Linked DNA regions of Homo sapiens: region 2 is linked to region 1. Evidence: chromatin loops called from intact Hi-C (ENCODE). Cell type or tissue: HCT116. All regions are shown on one strand. Each heading gives the region's core, and the rest is flanking DNA. Links, peaks and the distances in the headings are about the cores only.

Evidence for each region. A loop is a pair of places that touch in the nucleus more often than their neighbours do. Peaks named below come from ENCODE experiments on the same cell type or tissue, not always from the same donor. Only the 100,000 strongest peaks of a DNase experiment are listed, where the experiment ranks them.
Region 2: a loop joins it to region 1, with 6 times the contacts of the local background. A loop is called at or near these places in 33 of 110 quality-filtered maps.

What each region holds. Positions count from the first base shown.
Region 1 is chr12:122,948,175-122,956,379 of GRCh38, forward strand. ABCB9 (ATP binding cassette subfamily B member 9) reads right to left here. Exons shown (of 12, transcript NM_019625.4): 3 at 2,277-2,391; 4 at 1,614-1,744; 5 at 450-655. Among named protein-coding and RNA genes, the nearest start is that of ABCB9, 14 kb to the right of the region's middle. In HCT116, for the core only: a CTCF peak has its summit at 4,329 (motif pointing left); DNase peaks (open chromatin) are centred at 3,367 and 4,287; H3K27ac peaks cover 688 bases.
Region 2 is chr12:122,879,969-122,882,468 of GRCh38, forward strand. All of the region lies in intron 1 of VPS37B (VPS37B subunit of ESCRT-I), which reads right to left. Among named protein-coding and RNA genes, the nearest start is that of VPS37B, 15 kb to the right of the region's middle. In HCT116, for the core only: a CTCF peak has its summit at 985 (motif pointing right); no DNase peak of the experiment used is centred there.

The sequences.
Region 1 (8,205 bases), core at 2,859-5,358:
TGGTCCTCCTGCCTGTGCCTCCCAAAGTTCTGGGATTACAGGCATGAGCCACCGGGCCCAGCCAGTAAATCCAATTTAAAATTGCAGCTACACCCAATGCTCCCAATCCCTCTGCTCACTTCATGTTTCTCCTTAGCACTGACCATCTTTTACTGTATTGTGGATTCTCATTCTTTATGCTGTTGGTACCTAGTATCTGTCTCTGACACTAGATACAAGTTCCAGGAAGGCAGGGGCCTTGTCTTTTTCACTGATGTATCCCAGTGCCTGGGACATAGCAGGTGGTCAATAATTATTTATTGAATGAGCGAAGAAATGAATGAATGAATGCAAACACAGCCTCAAGACCTGTCCTTCACTAGCCCTTAGTGGCCCCCTGAGCCCCTCCTAAGGGGATGTTTGGGGGCTGCCAGGGTGCACAGTCCCCAGCAGAGACAGGGCAGGCCTACCTTGTAGTACTTGCCGTAGATGTTGGACACCATCATGATGATGGGGAAGCCCATGAAGGTGACCAAGGAGAGCTGCCATGAGAGGCTGAACATGAAGACCACCACGCCCGTGACCTTGACTGTGTTCCGCAGGAAGACATTGATGTTCTGGGAGACCAGGTCGCTGACCATGGTGGTGTCCGAGGTCAGGCGGGAGATGAGGTCCCCTGGAACACACGCGGCTCAGCTCTCACCACAGCAACCCGGGCCTTGGGGGTGGCGGTGGGGGATGCTAAGGGGCCTCTGAGACAGACACTGGGAAGCCGGGCCTCCCTACCTGTGGGCGGGGTTGGGGGGTGGGGGAGAAGAGCAGATACCCCTCGAGGGCTACTCTGAGCCAATCCCAGTCATCAGCATCTTGCTTAAGCTTCATGACATCCCGCTGTACAGCGGAGGAGGCTGGGGCTCAGAACAGGAAGGCCCCCGTAGAGTCACACAGCCTGTCCGTGACTGAGCCAGACTTCAAACCCATGTCTCCTCCCTGTCACTGGCAGAGGGGGTAACTCCTCTTCCCTTCTAGGGAAATAACAACCTGGCTGGTGGCGGGCAGGAAAGCGCAGACACTTCTTACCTAAGTTGGACATTGTGCTAAGAGCTGTGTAAGGACCCCATGGGGTGGCTACTATCCGTGTTCCCATTTTACAGACAAGAAAACAGAGGATCAGAGAGGTGAAGTTCGTGAGTGGAGGAACCAGGGCTTCGACCCAGGCCGGTGTCTCTCAGAGCTTGGATCTTGGTGGATATTCTATCGTCTTCCCCGTTGTGGCCCCTGGCCCTCACCTGCTGACCCCCATGGGAGCAGGGTCTCTGTCGGCCACAGGCGTGGGTAGTCCTGGACCTGGTGGTTTCCATGGGGCAATGGAAAGCAAGGCCTTGGCTCCTGCAGGGACCTCGGGTGGCCTGGCCTGGGCCCCACAGAGGCCGCAGCCCACACCAAAACCTCAGTGAGCAAGCCAGCTCCCAGGACACAGGCCAAGCCCAGGGTGTTCCCAGCCTGAACTAACAGCAGGAGGAGAAGACAGAGGGCTGAGACCACCCACACGCCCATTTCATTCCTCAGTGCCAGGCAAGCCCACAGGGGTGGGGCCCAGCCCCCAGGACACCTAGGGCACTGGAAGGACCAACCTGTGCGGTTCTCATCAAAGAAGCTTGTCTCCTGGGACACCAGTGAGCGGAAGAGACAGTTTCGAAGGCGAATGTTCAGTCTGGCAAATATGAGGGTAAAAATGCCGCCCCGAATACCTGCGGCAAATGAGCTAATTGCAGATAAGAGATATTATAGCACGATGTCCTTCCAGACCAGTGACCACACCCGGCTGCCCCCTCCCGCTGCCGGCAGGCCTGGGAGCCCCACCGCAGCCCCACTCCAGGGCTGGCATCCCTGCGGGGTCCCCCTCATTCCCAGTGGGAGCCCCCCTCAAGGTGAGGGCAAAGGGGACAGTTGTGGGACAAGAGACCCAAATGTGCCAGCCAGACCCTCTTCCTTCCAGAACAGCTCAGACAAAGCCGGTTCTGTTTGGGACCAGATTCCTACTTGGAAAACAGCCAGGGAGGGTGAGCAGGGAACCCTGAGGACTGAAGCCCTTTTCAGGGACCAGAGGGTGTGGTTCTAGGGTGCTCTAAGACAGTGTGGAAGCCGGTTCCCAGGGTGACCAGCTGAGGGACAGGCCCACCAGGGGCATTTCCAGGGCCTCCCTGGCCCCTGTCTTCCTTAGGAACAGGCCCTCCCTTCCCTCCCTGGTGCAGGTCGGGGTGTGCGGGGCAGGGCGTGGGGGTTGAGCCAGCTACCTGCCAATGGCCAGCAGGCACACGATGACGACAGCCGTGCTGAACTGATCCATGCTTTTCTGGATGACGATGCCATCAATGGCGCGGCCCGTGTAGTAGGGCAGGAAGGTCTCTCCTGGGGGAGGCAGGGCAGCCTCAGGGACGTCTGCAGCCAGGGGAACCCGCACCCTTCCTCCTGAGGCTCCAGAAGTCCACACACCAACCCCTCTGCCCACTCCACCGGTGGGCTTTCCTCCCTCGGCAAACTCTTGCTGCCCATCGTGGGGCCCCAGGGTGCTTAATGCCCCCCTCCTCAGAGAACAGGGGAGCACTGGGCCTTGCATCCACACAGCCTGCTGGTTCTTCTTTATTTATAGTGGCTACCAGGCATCGAGCCAGGGCTCCTGCAGGATGCTTCATTCTCTTGTTTTTTGAGACAGGGTCTCGCTGTGTCCCCCGGGCTGGAGTGCAGTGGTGTAATCATAGCTCACTGCAGCATCAAACTCCTGGGCTCAGGTGATCCTCCTGTCTCAGCCTCCTGAGTAGGGAATACAGGCATGTGCCACCATGCCAGGCTAATTTTTTTTTTTTTTTTTTTGTAGAGACAGGGGTCTCACTATGTGGCCCAAGCTGGTCTCAACCTCCTGGGTTGAAGCAATCCTCCTACCTTGGCCTCCCAAAGTACTGGGATTATAGGTATGAGCCACCGCTCCTGAACTTTGTTTCATTCCCTTTGGAGCAGGCCCTGGAATCACCCCCATTTTACAAATGAGAAAAATTAATTTGTTTTTCTTTTTCTAAAATATTTTCCTTTTTTTTTTTTTTTTTAACTTTTTGAGACAGGGTTTCACTCCTGTCGCCCAGGCTGGAGTGCAGCCTCAACCTCCTGGGCTCAGTGGATCTTCCCACCTCAGACTCCTGAGTAGCCGGGACTACAGGCACACGCCACCAGGCCTAGCTAATTTTTTGTATTTTTTTGTAGAGACGAGGTTTCGCTAGGTTGCCCAGGCTGGTCTCTAACTCCTGGGCTCAAGCGATCCACCCACCTCAGCTTCCCAAAGTGCTGGGGTTACAGGCCTGAGTCACAGCGTCCGGCTGAAAGTGAAGTTGAATGAGATGACTCGTCCAGGCCACATGGCAATCAGTGGCTGATTGACGCCAAAGTTGATTTCATTCTTCTCAATGGGTTCAGAGTCCAAATTCTGGAACCTCAGAAGACGTTGCTATTCTGGTTCCAAGCAATGCTGGAAATTGCCACCCCACCCCTCCTGGTGGGGCACTTGACACCTTGCTGGGTGCTTTCTTACCCGCTTGCCTTACTGTGTTTTCACAACAATCCTGGGGTGGAATGGGAGACTCACAGAGGCTGAGGAATTTACTCCAGGTCACACAGCAAGGGGAAAGGCTGGGACTCAAACCTAAACTGGCTTTCAACCTGGGGGCTCTTTCTTTTCCCTTCCTCCTGTGGTCTGAATGCATCTCCCAAAATTTACATATTGAAACATAATCGCCAATGTGATAGGGCAGAGCTCTCCAGGATGGGATGAGGGCCCTTTTCAAAGGGCTTGTAAGCCTGGTTTGCCATCTCTCGCCCTTCCACCTTCTGCAGCGTGAGGACACAGCAGTCTTCCCCTCCAGAGGACACAGCAAGGAGGGACCATCTTGGAAGCAGAGAGTGGCCCTCACGACACCAAACCTGCTGGCACCTTGATCTGGGACTTCCCAGCCTCTAGAACAGTACGAAATCAGTTTCTATGGTTTCTAAATGACCCAGTCTGTGGTATTTTGTTACAGCAGCAGAAATGAGACTCCCCCGACAATAATCCGGAATGTCCACTCTCCTCTTAAGGAAATAGTGGCATCACCAGGCCAGGCCAGGCCCTTGTTCATCCCAGGACCTGTTTCCACTGAAGTTCTTTCCATGAGCAGAGCCAGGTTTGGGGCTGGGCATACAGTAGGTGCTCAATAAAGGTCAGTGAATGAACCCCGGGCAGGTCTGGCTAGCACAGTCTGGCCTGGCTCAGACACTTGGGTAGTGAGACTTTCTGTGCAGTTCTGGTGCCCTCTGCTGGGACCATGAGGTGGCAGCCTAGAGGGCCTGTGTCCCCACAGTCCTTGGCCAGACGAGGTCTCCAGCTGAGGCTGCAGAGTTCCACCCAGCCTGAGTTTCTGCCTCAGTTTACCCACAGAAAAGAAGAGGGCAACGATGAGCTGTGACAGAATATTCTGGAATATCTGATTCCAGCAAGCACCAATGCTAATAATCGCCTTACTGGGTACCAGGGGCTGTGCAAAGCATGCCGGCAAACTCTCTTGCTGAATCTGCACAAGAATTACGTGAAACTCTCCAATGCACCAGCAAATACTCAGACCATTTCCAGAACCTGACCACTTTCACTGCCTCTACTGCCCCAACCCTGGTCCAAGTCATTAACCTCACTGGGACTATCTCAGTAGCCTGCTCTCAACTTTGCTCACATCAGCCTGTCCACACAGTAGAAGGCAGGATCCTGTTGGAACTAACTTCAGATCTTGTTGCTCCTTGGCTCAAAACAGTCCAAATCCCCCTTCTCATCCAGTGAGATGGTAAAAGCCAAAGTCTTTACAATAGCCCACAAGGACCTGCATGATTGAGCCGCTAGCAGAGACCTTTGTCTTCTCCCCGCCCCATCTCACTCCCTCTGCTCCAGCTAACTGGTGTCTGCTCTTGAACAACTGGGCACCTTCCTGCCTCAGGACCTTTGCATGGGCTAGTCCTTCTGCCTGGAGTGCTCTTACCACATACATTTTTTTTTTTTTTTGAGATGGAGTCTCAGTCTGTTACCCAGGCTGGAGTGCAGTGGCATGATCTCAGCTCACTGCAACCTCCACTTCCTGGGTTCAAGTGATTCTCATGCCTCAGCCTCCCAAGTAGCTGAGATTACAGGTGACCGCCATCACACCCGGCTAAATTTTATATATGTATATATATATTTTGAGATGGAGTCGCACTCCGTCGCCCAGGCTGGAGTGTATTGGCACGATTTCAGCTCGCTGTAACCTCTGCCACCTGGGTTCAAGTGATTGTCCTGCCTCAGCCTCCCGAGTAGCTGGGATTACAGACACCTGCCATTGCACCTGGCTAATTTTTGTATTTTTAGTAGAGATGGGGTTTCACCATGTTGGCCTGGCTGATCTTGAACTCCTGACCTCGTGATCCACCTGCCTTGGCCTCCCAAAGTGCTGGGATTACAGGCATGAGCCATCGCACCTGGCCTAAATTTTATATTTTTATTAGAGACAGGGTTTCACCATGTTGCCCAGGCTGGTCTTGAACTCTTGACCTCAAGTGATCTGCCCGCCTCGGCCTTCCAAAATGCTGGGATTACAGGTGTGAGCCACCACACCCAGCCACTTACCCCAGATATCTGCTCCCCTACCTTCTTAAGTCTCAAAGGCCACCCAGTAATCCTATAGGTTTGGTACAATTATTCCTTCCATTTGTGGAAATGTATTCTTTACACAAAAGAGGAAACTGAGGCTCAGAGAGATTAAGTCACTTGCCCAAGTTTATACATTTGGTTTGCCATGAAATCCATATTAAAGAATCTTAGGCTACAGAAGGTAGCTCACACCTGCAATCCCAGCACTTTGGGAGGCCGAGGTGGGAGGATCACTTGAGCTGGAGAGGTCAAGGCTGAAGTCGCTGTGATCACTCCACTGTACTCCATCCAGCCTGGGTGACAGAGGGAGGCCCTGCCTCAAAAAAAAAAAAAAGGACTCCATTTGTTTTTTATGTATTTTTTTTATTTTTTTTGAGACGGAGTTTCACTCTTGTTGCCCAGGCTGCGATGCAATGGTGCGATCTCCACTCACAGCAACCTCTGCCTCCTGGGTTCAAGCGATTCTCCTGCCTCAGCCTCCCGAGTAGCTGGGATTACAGGCATGCGCCACCACACCTAGCTAATTTTGTATTTTTAGTAGAGACGGGGTTTCTCCATGTTGGTCAGGCTGGTCTCGAACTCCTGACCTCAGGTGATCTGCCCCCCCTTGCTGAGATTACAGGTGTGAGCCACCGTGCCCGGCCTATTTTTTATTTTTTGAGACAGAGTCTCATTCCGTCACCCAGGCTGGAGTGCAGTGGCACGATATCAGCTCACTGCAACCTCCACCTCCCAGGTTCAAGCAATTCTCCTGCCTCAGCCTTCTGAGCAGCTGGGATTACAGGCGTGTGCCACCACGCCCGGCTGATTTTTGTATTTTTAGTAGAGACGGAGTTTCACCATGTTGGCCAAGCTAGTCTTGAACTCCTGACCTCAAGTGATCTGCCCACCTCAGCCTTCCAAAGTGCTGGGATTATAGGTGTGAGCTGCTGCACTTGGCCTCTAAAGAACCTTAATTTAATAAGAGATACTCAACCCTAAAACTAACATTTCCCAATGGGTGGTTTTTTGTTTTTTGTTTTTGTTTGTTTGTTTTAAGATTCTGAGGGTACAGAAAAGCTGGGCACTGCTGAATGCTTGTTGATTGAAAAATAATTATTAATAATCACAGTACCTAATTGTCTTTTTTGAGATGGGGTCTCGCTATGTTGCCCAGGTTGGTCTCAAACTCCTAAGCCAAAGCAACCCTCCCTCCTTGGCCACCCAAGTAGCTGCGGTCACAGGTACATGGCATTGCACCTGGCCCTAACACTGATTAAGTATTTACTTGTGCTAGGCACCAAGCTTCCTCTCACTTCTTTCTCACAGTACCCCAAGAAAGCCCTCACTTCAGAATGGTCAAGTGAGCGTTGGCCAGGTTAATAACTTGCCTAAAGTTATCAGTGAAGTCGGGAGCCTGAGCCTCGAGTCTGCGCCCTGACTCTTGATGCAATCCTGCAAGCCGGGAAAATCTGCTCAGCAGTATTTAAGGATGTCTGCATTCCCCGACCACACAGCAGCTGACGGCAGGGCCCCAGCAGGTCGGGTAAACAAGGTCATGGCATGGGGCACCATCTGTCTGCACAGGCATGACAGTCATTCATACTTTTGTTCATTTATTCATTCAGTGAGCCCATCTCTGTGCCAGCTACTGGGATCCAGGGTGAGTCAGACCTGGCCCCTGCCCCTGAGGGGCTCAGGACCTGGGAGGGGAGGCAGGAGGGTGAATGCATACATAACAGGGTCTTGCTATGTTGGCCAGACTGGTCTTGAACTCCTGGCCTCAAGTGATCCTCCTGCCTCAGACTCCCAAAGTACTGGCATTGTAGGCATGAGCCACTGTGCCCAGCATAAATGCATAGTTTTTTGGGTTTTTGTTTTTTTGTTTTTTTTTTTTTTGAGACGGAGTCTCACTTTGTTGCCTAGGCTGGAGTGCTGTGGCACAATCCCAGCTAACTGCAGCCTCCACCTCCTGGGTTCAAGATATCCTCCTGCATCAGCCTTCTGAGTAGCTGGGATTACAGGCGGCTGCCACCATGCCCAGCTAATTTTTGTAGTTTTAGTAGAGACGGGGTTTTGCCATATTGTCCAGGCTAGTCTCGAACTCCTAACCTCAGGTGATCTGCAGGCCTCAGCTCCCCAGAGTTCTGGGATTATAGGTGTGAGCCACCGTACCCAGCCTGAACATATGATTTTTATGTCATAAAAGCTATAACTGAGGTGCAGACAAAGTTACCACAGTTGGCAGAATCTAAGGTGGCTTCCTAAGGAGGGGACTTTTGGGCCGCCCAGCATGAGCCAGGAGAAACTGCCTGGTTTAATGGGAAGGGGTCATCCCAGTCCTCACACCTGCTAGTATTACTGGGAGGTGTCTATGTGCCAGGAGCTGTCCAAGGTGTCTCACCCATGTGGATTCACTGACCTTTCCAACCCCATTGGAGGGGTACTACTATGCCCATGTCACAGAAGAGGAGGCTAAGACTTAGAGGGGTTAAATAACTTGCCTAACCTCACACAGATGTTGAGGAGATGGGACTGAGAGGGCAGAG
Region 2 (2,500 bases), core at 1-2,500, 71 kb before region 1:
GCATGGTGGTGTGCGCCTGTAGTCTCAGCTACTTGGGAGGCTGAGGCAGGCAGGAGAATCACTTGAACCCAGGAGTCAGAGGCTACAGTGAGCCGAGATCGTGCCAATGTACTCCAAAAAAAACTTGCTCAATTTTAACCATAAGAATCTTCATAATTGGGGCCTCAGGACACTATCTGTCAGTCATTGTGAAAATCCTGCTAAGCTTTTTTGAAGATTAGCCTTTTTGAATGTTCAAATTCATAAACAGTAACGTCATGGGTTGATACAACCAGCTATAAACTGGGAAACTACTTGCATTCCTAGCTTTTACTCCAGCAGTGATAACAGTTTGGCAGTGAAATGGAAAGGGGGAAAAATGAAGATGATGACACTGATGGCTGGAAAGCGAAGCTACCCATTAACTGTGGTGAAACATGAGACACAAAACACACACGGAGACACAGACACAAGCTGGCTTTGTGCGACGCTTCTCTTCACTGAAATCAGCCCTCTCCCACTTAGAAAGCATATCAGAATGTTAGAGTAGCATTACTGTCATGAGAGCCTCGAAGCCACTATATTTACACGTGTAATTTACACACCGGTGCAGTAGCTCACGCCTGTCATTCTAGCACTAAGGAAGGTAGAGGCAGGAGGATTGCTTGAGCCCAGGAGACCAAGACCAGCCTAGGCAACGGAGTGAGGCACTGATCTCCACAGAAAGGAAAAAAAAAAAACAAACACGACACACACACAGAAAAACCCTAATCCCAAGCTTCCATTTCTACAGCTCATCAGGGCCACAATGACATGCTCCAGCACAGTGGTTGGCCCATTCATCTGTTCGTTCATTCATACAAGAAATACTTGGGAAGCACCTCTGTGTGCCAGGCTCGGGGGAGACACCATCATCACAGGGAGTCTGGCTCAGAGTCTCAGTCAAGCCCATCCTCCTACGTAAGGCACTGAGCGTTGTGCACTGCCCAACTCCAGGGGGTGCCATTCACTTCGTACTGCAGCACTGCATACCCGCACAGACTGCATCTGCTCTTCCAATAAAAGGCTCAAAAGAGAAAAAGGGGAAAAATCAAAACAGATGTGATTTTAACGGTTTAAGTAAGACAAGTTACTGGTGCTGATCTGAAAACTTTGCTCTTGTCAGTATCTTCCACATTTCAACAAAATTTGCTGACATTTGTTGAGCATAGCTAGCATGTGCCACCTTCTCTTAGTTCCACTGTCTCCATTCTATCCTCTGTGACAGTGAGACAAATTTGTCCTCATTTTACTCAAGAGACAGGAAACACAATCTTAGGAAGGTTAAACGAGCTGTCAAAGTTACAACTGCTAGTAACTCCCTCCAGAGCTGCGATCTTAACTACTGTGCAGTGGCTCACGCCTGTAGCCCCAGTTACTTGGGAGGCTGAAGCAAGAGGATCACTTGAGCCTAGGAGTTCAAGGCCAGTCTAGGCAACATGGTGAGACCCTATCTCTAAAAATAAATTATGCCAGGTATGGTGGCTCATGGCTGTAAACCCAGCACTCTGGGAGGCCCAGGCAGGCAGATTGTTTAAGCCCAGGAGTTGGTTGGAGAACAGCCTGAGCAATAAAGTAAGACCCCATCTCTACAAAAAATAAAAAATGAGCCAGCCATGGCAGCATGCACCTGTGGTCCCAACTACTGGGAGGCTGAGGAAGGAGGCTTGCTTGAGCCAGGGAAGGCAAGACCGCAGTGGGCTGTAATCACACCACTACACTCCAGCAGAGGATCAAATGGAAATTTACTAGTTTACTATTTCTCTATTTTCATGTTATAACAACAATCATCTAAGGTTCATTCCTATTTATACCTTTTTTAAAAAAACCTTTTATAGAAGATACTTTCAAAAAGTAAAGGTAGAGAGATGAGTATGATGAAACTATGTATAACCGTCTCCTAGGTTCGACAATTAGCAACATTTGCCAATCTTCATCTATATTCCCGCTTTTTTTTAAAAGTAGTTTAAAGCAAACTTCGAGCATCATCATTCATGCTTAAAAATTTTATATTTCTAACAGGTAAGAACTTTTTAACCCTAGCTACAATGCCATAATCACATTTAGCAAAATTCACAATAATCCTTTAATATCATCCTCTGCATGTGTTGGCTCAATTTCTTCTATAAAAAACTTTTTGCCTCATCTATTTGACTACATGAAATACAGTTTATATAGGAAAAGCTGGATAAATGCTTGGTTCTTTTTTTTTTCTTTTTAAACCAACTTTTGGAAGACTGAGTTCATACCTGAGCAAACTCCAAAAATGACCAATAAGCTTTTTGGGAGTATCATTATGAAGTAATGAAGTTTTTATCTCTGATAAAAGGCTGTTCTGGGACACCACTGCTGCCCTGCTCTCCAGTAAAATATGTCTAAGACCAATCCTGTACATTTGCTGCCCCCAAGCTTAGCTGGCCCTTCTCAAAGGAATACTAGTTCCTTTTGGTGGGAAATTTGATTTTCACCTTTTCCTCTCCAG